Regions from separate parts of the Homo sapiens genome. Here regions 2 and 3 are each linked to region 1. Evidence: chromatin loops called from intact Hi-C (ENCODE). Cell type or tissue: heart right ventricle. All regions are shown on one strand.

Region 1 (2,500 bases):
GGTAGAGGCAGGGGTCTGAGATGAAATAGATGAGAGCTCCAAGGAAATGTGTGTTGGGATTACGATTTGGGAAGAAGAGCGTCAGAGAGAACCTTCAGGAGTCATTAGAGAGGGGAGGGTCATCCAGGAGCAGGACACAGAGCATACAAAGGCCTGGAGTCACATTAAACTTAGTGGCTATTGGACTCCTTTTCTTTCCTAAACTCTGCAAATAGGTGTGATCAGGGACATGGCAACTTTAACCCTGACCGGCTTTATATTCACTACCTGTATCCTCTCACTTAATCTGCACAACAGTCCTGTAGTTATTGTTGTAAACGTGTAGGGATAGAGTCTTGCTTCTCTTATTTTACAGAAGCAGAGAGGTGGAATGCTGTGTCCAAAGGCACCCAGTTATCGGGTCGCCAGGTTTGCAAACACAAGCGCAAAAACACAGCATTCCCAGTTAAAAGTGAATTTCAGATGAATAATGAGTGATTTTTTTTAAAAAAGATAAATCTATCCCCTAGAGATCTTTGATATACTAAAAAATTATTTGCTACCCAGTTTTTGGTAACCTCACCCCATTTCCTTTCGTTTCTTTTCTTTCTTTCTTTTTTTCTTTAAGATGAAGTCTGGCTGTGTCGCCCAGGCTAGAGTGCAGTGGCATAATCTCGGCTCACTGGAACCTCCGCCTCCCGGGTTCAAGCGATTCTCCTGCCTCAGCCTCCCAAGTAGCTGGGATTGCAGGCGCCCGCCACCAAGCCCGGCTAATTTTTGTATTTTAATAGAGATGAGATTTCACCATGCTGGCCAGGCTGGTCTCGAACTCCTGACCTCAGGTGTGATTCGTCCGCCTTGGCCTCCCAAATTGTTGAGATTACAAGGCGCGAGCCACCGCGCCTGGCCCTCACCCCGTTTCTGAACCTCATTTAGCCTGTTTTTTTTTTTTCCTTGAAAATAAAGGTGGTTGTAATTATGATCTGGATTTCTTGAGGGCCTACGACGCACCAGGCTCTGTGCTAAGTGTTATACACAGAGTATCTTGAGCTTCCCACTAAAGGCAAGTCGCGGGGGGCCCACCTGCGCCCTCTGTGCCCGCCTGGTAGCCCGCAGTTCTGTAAACAGCCACGAGGTGTCGCCCTCTGCCCGTGGTATCCTGACGGCGGCGGGGGCGGCCGGGCGCGCGCGGCCCATTCATCACCGCGCGGCCGCGGCGCCCAGACAATGTGGGGAGCGGCCCTGGCCCGCGCCCGCGCGGCTGTCTGTACAAAGGATGCGCTGTTAACACGTGTACGGTAATGGGCTCCCTCACGGCCTCCTCCCCGGCCACCCGCTCCCAGCCTGACGGATGGCCCGAGCCATCCATCTACATTATGTCATGGGCGGTGAGCCTCCTCCTCCGTCCAGTCCGTCTGGCCGTCCAGGACCAGCCATGGCCTTGGCCGTGCGCCCTACTTGGGCAACCCCCATTCCCTTCCCCTCTGCGGAAGGAACCTCGTGCGGAGTGAGGCCTACTACGTGCTGGGCCCCAGCTGTGCTGTCTCCTTGATTTTCATGCAAGGTGATGTGGCTTATTAGCCCATCCTGCAGAGGAGGAAACTGAGACTTGAAGCTGGGAAACCTTTATTCTAAGAACACACAGCTCTGGGGTTTGATAGAGTTGGAATTTTTTTTTCTTACAGCTTTGTTGAGACTAGACTTCTCATACCATAGAATTCACACATGTAAAGTATACATTTCAATTTTTTTTTGTATGTTCACATAGTTCTGCAACCATCACCACAATTCAATTTTACAGCATTTTAGTAAATTCTCCCAAAGAAATCTTCTATCTGTTAGCAATCCCTCCAGCCCTTGTCAATCATTAATCTACTCTCTATCTGTGTAGATTCTCGACATTTCATACAAACGAAATCATGTAACATGTGGCCTTCTGTGCCTGGCCTATTTCACTTAGTATAATTTCAAGGTTCACCCATGTTGCAATGTGCATTAGTACTTCATTCCTTTTTATTGCAGAATAATATTCCATTGTATGGATATACCACATTTTATTGATTCATTTGCTCATTGTTTCCACTTTTTGGCTACTATGAATAATGCTGTGAAAAGGTTTTATGCGGATAGATATTTTCAATTTCCTTGCAGTGAAACTGCCAGATCGTATGGTAACATGATATTTAACTGCTCAAATATCTGCCAGACTGTTTTCAGAGTGGCTATACCATTTTACATTCCCACCAGCAGTGTATGAGGATTTGGGTTTCTCTGCATCCTTGTCAACACTTGCTACTATCTGCCTTTTTGATTCTAGCCACCCTAGGGGGTAGGAAGTGTATCTCATCGTGGTTTTGAGTTGCACTTCCCTGATGACCAAGGATGTCAGACATCTTTTCATTTGCTTACTGGCCATTCGTATATCTTCTTTGGAGAGAAATACTTATTCATATCCTTTGCTCATTTTTTAAAAAATGGGTTGATTGGCCAGGTGCGGTGGCTCACACCTGTAATCCCAGCA
Region 2 (2,500 bases), 1.1 Mb after region 1:
GTTTATATATTATAACACTTAAAAATGAAGATATTTCAAACTCTACTACCAATGAAATGAGTTTTAACAAGTTAATTCCATAAAGGTGTTTGTTAAACATTACATATTTTAAAATTATACTGCATATACCTGAAATGTAAGTGATACATTTAGAAAAGTTTTATTTACAAAAAGGCATGTTTCCTTAAATGACAGTAAATCACTGAACATATTATATCAATTTCCTTAAACTGAAATGGGGGAAAACACCCTAGTAAAAATTCAGAGTGAGCCCTCTCTCACTCTGAATGTTAGTCCATGATTTGGCCTTTAGCTTCTAAGTCCCAAGATTCCATTTAGTCCATTAGCATTAAGTTAACAAATATTCAACATGAAAAAGTTAAAATATGAAAAAAATTAAACATTTTTTTAAAGTAAGAACAAAATCCAATAAGCAACATCATTCCTGCTACCATTTTGAAGCACACACTTATGTGTCAGGCCCCCACATTCTCCCAGTTAATGCTCAAAAACTTGAAATAAAGGTACTGGACTATCACCACCACTAGGGGCAGGGAAGTGAAATTCTTTGCCAGAGTCCACCATCACTGAGCAGAAGAGCCAGGACTCAGATGCTGCCCTGTCTGACACCAAAGCCAACCATGATCCTTTATTGAAAAAATGTGATTTACATTCTACCATTTGATTAGACTCAAGTACCTGAAGGGACGCTTGCTCCCTCTCAGCCTAGGGAGCCTTCCTTAAAAAAGAGTTTACATGGCTGAAAAGGGGCTTTTATAAGAAATGCACTGTAAAAACTTGACTTGGAGCTGTTTATGCTTATTTCTTTACAAATATCTGCCATGAGCTGCTCAAAAACATTTTCTGACTCTCAGAGAATTTTATCCCCCACCCAAGGAACTAGAGCAAATCCTATTCACACCCCCATCACCTCCATTACCCTCCCCGCCTTTTTACTTTTAAAACATGGAAGAAATTAGGAATAAACCTTAAATTAATAATGGTTTCTAGTGAAAAAGCATTTTGTACAAAACATGCTTGTACACACCGATTTTTTTTTTTTTGAGATGGAGTTTCGCTCTTGTTGCCCAGGCTACAGTGCAATGGCACGATCTCGGCTCACTACAACCTCCGCCTCCCAGGTTCAAGCGATTCTTCTGCCTCAGCTTCCCGAGTAGCTGGGATTACAGGCACATGCCACCATGCCCAGCTAATTTTGTATTTTTAGTAGAGAGGGGGTTTCTCCATGTTGGTCAGGCTGGTCTCGAACTCCCAACTTAGGTGATCTGCCTGCCTCAGCCTCCCAAACTGCTGGGATTACAGGCGTGAGCCACTGCACCCAGTTAATAAAATTTTAAAATCCTTGCTAATGTTTAAGCAAGCACGACATAAGCAATATGTTGTTTTCCCACAAGAGGGCACTATCCAACCATGCCTTCGAATATAGTGGACATTCTCTAAATCTACTACTGGAAATGATCTGAAAGTGTGTGACCATGTAAGGCAGTGGAATAATGTAGGAAACATTTTCACATTTCTTTTTAATAGAAAACATGCCTACATTTATTTATATCTTCTTTGAAGATGGGGGAAAAATCTCTAACTTACTACAAAAGACCTTGACAACAGTCTGTTTCACAGTAAAGGCAAGATGAGACAGGCGTTTGGCAAACAGAAATTTCTTAAGCATAAGCAAAATCACTGCTACCACAAAACGTGTATTTGAGGTGCTTTCTCCCTAAGTTCAGGAAAGCTACTATCACATGCATTCATCTTGAGTTAGGAGCTGGGTCACAATTCTCATGTTTTTATTATGCACACATAATAAAGAGTTTTTGGATCACACACCCTAGTGATAAGTAACACATTTTTAAGACAGAAATGAACGTCTAGGTTCATTTTAACAGCAAAAAGACATGGTACTCTACTGAGATCAAGTGTGTCTCTGCTCATGCTGAAGAAAACAACCAAAGCAGCATTTGGCAACCATAGGCCCGGCTAGGACTGGCTGGATCTCAGCCACAGACTTCTAATAAACAAAAGCTCTTTTCAGGTCTAAAGAGCCGGGTAGCCACTGCACAGCTCCAAGAAGCAGAAAGCCCTTCTTAGGAAATAAGCAGCAGCAGTTGGAACAAATGTAACATCTAAAACACAGGAGCTTCTTGAAAGCTGTGAGAGAGAACCAAAAGGACTGCTGACCATTTAGGGTATCATCTACCAAAAATTAATTTGGAGGATATATTAGGTTGACCCATAAGAAAACGTCATTTCTGTAGCTCAAAAGCTTACAAATACTAACAACTTCACATGGCTTCAACCAATATTTAACTTTTTCTGGTCATGTTCCATCATTCTTTTTCATTTTGAAAAGAAAAAAGTTTTAATATTATAAAGATTATTTAGAGAGTGCAATGACGAAGTTTAGTAAAGCATGTGTTACCAAGACTATCTACACAAGTATGTAACATCTGGGCATTGTCTCAGAGAATGTATGATCAAA
Region 3 (2,500 bases), 570 kb after region 1:
AGAAATGGGCTTGGGGTTGGCTGATTACTGAGCTAGCAGGGACCTCAGATGTTGTGGGAAATCTGCAGTTAATACTTTGGGGGCATTTTCATATAAAATGTAGGTGTCTGAACTTCACACCTACCTATGGAATAAGAATCTTCAAGGGTGTGACCCAGAAACCTGCATTTTCAATATTCTCTCCCCATCATGATCTGATGGTGAGCAGTTCAGAATCATCTCATTCCCCCTCCACCAGCACCTGTTGTATGAATCTTCTCTCCGGCTTCCCTGACAAAAAGATGCTTGATCTGTTTTGTTTGCATACCTCCAGTAATGGGGAGCTCACTCACTTTCATAGCTATTAAGTCCAAACCTTAAGCTTATGAAACATCCCAATGCTGACCCCTGGAGACATGCAGAACAAACAGCTGCTTCTGCACAGGTTACCTTGACTGGGGGCAGATTACACATGGTGTGTGTGTGGACAGTGGCCAAAGAGGGGGCTGGGACTATATTCCAATGTTGTCAGAAGTCATCATTCAGATGAAGGAACAGTAATGAAGTTTCAAACAAAATATGCATTGCCATATTTGCATTTGAGAAGAATCAAGCTGGGGTCACTACCTGTGGCCAGTAGATTAGATGGTGTCAGGCAAAGTTGACCAACCAGGTGATCCAAAGACCCCAGCTGTGCCCATAACTTCTTTATGATCTCATGCAAGGTCATAAACTCCACCCAAGTTCTTTGAGCCTCAGTTTTGTCTTCTGTAAAATGTAAGAAGCAATAACTACCTCTTAGGGATGTATAGAGAGAATTCCCGCAGGAGAGAGATGGCATATTTCAAATTGAGACTATTCGATCCAGGGGCTGGTCATCAAGATGGAGCAGGGTATAGAGAAGCCATTAGGGATGATACAGAACACCACCAAAGGGTTAGTAACGGTGGGGAACTGTTTGCACCCCGAAGCCTGAAAGAGTGAAGTAGGGTGGGATTACCTGGAAAGAGAGAGAGAGACAGAAGGAGAATGAGATTGAGGGAAGGGCTGCCTGGCAGGGGAAGCTGACGCCTTCAGGCAAGTGAAGAAGCCAGCCCGCAGCAACTCTGCAGGGAAGAATATAGGGAAATAAACGCCTTCATCTCTCTCTTGTCCCACCCGCAGAGCTCCTTCTGGGATTCTCTATTGGCTGAACTCAGCCAGAAGCTGCCAAGGGAGACCCCCACAACTGGATGCAGCCCACTGAAGTCAGCTTCCTGGGGTGCGTAGCTGAAGGTAGCAGGGAGCAAAAAGAATCTGAAGGGGAAGTGAACAATGTAGAGCGTATCTGTGCTGAAGACGTAAGGAGAGAGTGGAGGTCAGAAGCTGGCATGGTCCCTGGTGCATGTATCAGCCGCTAAAGGTAAGTCCCCTCCCACTGCCACAGCCCTGCTGTCCTTGGCATTAACTGACACCCCAAACAGAATACCCAGCTCAAGGACCTTGGGTCGGACCCCTCAGAGATTGTGGGACCCACCAAGTGGCCAGTCCTGGGCACTGCACAGACACGGGGCATGGGTTTGCCAGGAAGCCAGGCAGGCTTGAGGCCAGGGGCCGCTGGGGCTGTTTGTGCAACTCTGCCTGCTTGTAGCTGTGAGCTGCGTAGCCACGAGCTGTCGAAATCAAGAGGCTGACATTTAACATGCAGCAGCTTCCTGTGATGGATAAATATTAAACACAGCACGACCGACAGGACTAAGTAAATATCTATTAGTCTCCGAGATGGAGTCTGCAGGCACAAGGAGAGGATGTCCTAATTGTTCACCCTCCTTGTAATGTTAAATAAGCATCTCGCCAGACTTCAACCAGGAGGAGATGCCTTGCTTGGTTCTCTCAATTTCTCTCTCTCTGTGTCTCTCTTTCCCCCCCATCCCCGGTCTCTCTCTCTCCATCTTTTTTGATTTATCTCAATCTCTTTTTAACTTTATTATATTAACTCGAAGAGTCTTAAATTTTTTGAGACCAGGCCAGAAAAAAAAAAAAAAAAACATGAAAAAGTAAGCATTTTCATGACCTTCCTCCAAAGACTGGAATAGAAAGCAAAACTGCTGGAGACCCTAGTAATGGTACAATTCAACCTATTTCTTTATAAATGTTAAGAAAAAAAATAAATGGTGAAGGACAAGGAGGAAGATTGTGGCAAAAATCCCTAACCCATGAGGTCAAGTCTAGTGCTGGCTATCTTTCGTCTCCATTGGAAAGTCTAATTTTCTACCCTGTGTATGTGTGCATGTGTGTGTATACATATATACACATTATATTATCTATAATGTACTATCTACTATATATGTCTACCCTGAATATTAATATGTATATGATAGTATCTATTACACACACACACACACGCACACAATACATACATACACACACTTTGGCAACATGCTGCAGTGCCATGTTGCTGAGCACCATGCATTAAATCAGCCAATGCATGTTAACTATGCACCTGCTATAAGAGATACACTGTGCCAGGCCTTGAGTCAGA

What was found. Hi-C counts contacts between places; a loop is a spot of excess contacts. Peaks named below come from ENCODE experiments on the same cell type or tissue, not always from the same donor. Only the 100,000 strongest peaks of a DNase experiment are listed, where the experiment ranks them.
Region 2: a loop joins it to region 1, with 6 times the contacts of the local background. A loop is called at or near these places in 12 of 110 quality-filtered maps.
Region 3: a loop joins it to region 1, with 2.7 times the contacts of the local background. A loop is called at or near these places in 14 of 110 quality-filtered maps.

Annotation. Positions count from the first base shown.
Region 1 is chr22:26,755,687-26,758,186 of GRCh38, forward strand. All of the region lies in intron 2 of MIATNB (MIAT neighbor), which reads left to right. Among named protein-coding and RNA genes, the nearest start is that of MIATNB, 84 kb to the left of the region's middle. In heart right ventricle, CTCF peaks have their summits at 1,103 (motif pointing right) and 1,316; DNase peaks (open chromatin) are centred at 1,136 and 1,328; H3K4me3 peaks cover 444 bases.
Region 2 is chr22:27,879,576-27,882,075 of GRCh38, forward strand. All of the region lies in intron 7 of PITPNB (phosphatidylinositol transfer protein beta), which reads right to left. Among named protein-coding and RNA genes, the nearest start is that of PITPNB, 38 kb to the right of the region's middle. In heart right ventricle, CTCF peaks have their summits at 545 and 1,416 (motif pointing right); no DNase peak of the experiment used is centred here; H3K27ac peaks cover 1,508 bases.
Region 3 is chr22:27,330,558-27,333,057 of GRCh38, forward strand. LOC102724900 (a long non-coding RNA gene) reads left to right here and starts at 783. Exons shown (of 5, transcript XR_430432.4): 1 at 783-915; 2 at 1,144-1,381. In heart right ventricle, a CTCF peak has its summit at 1,509; a DNase peak (open chromatin) is centred at 1,548; H3K27me3 peaks cover 1,773 bases.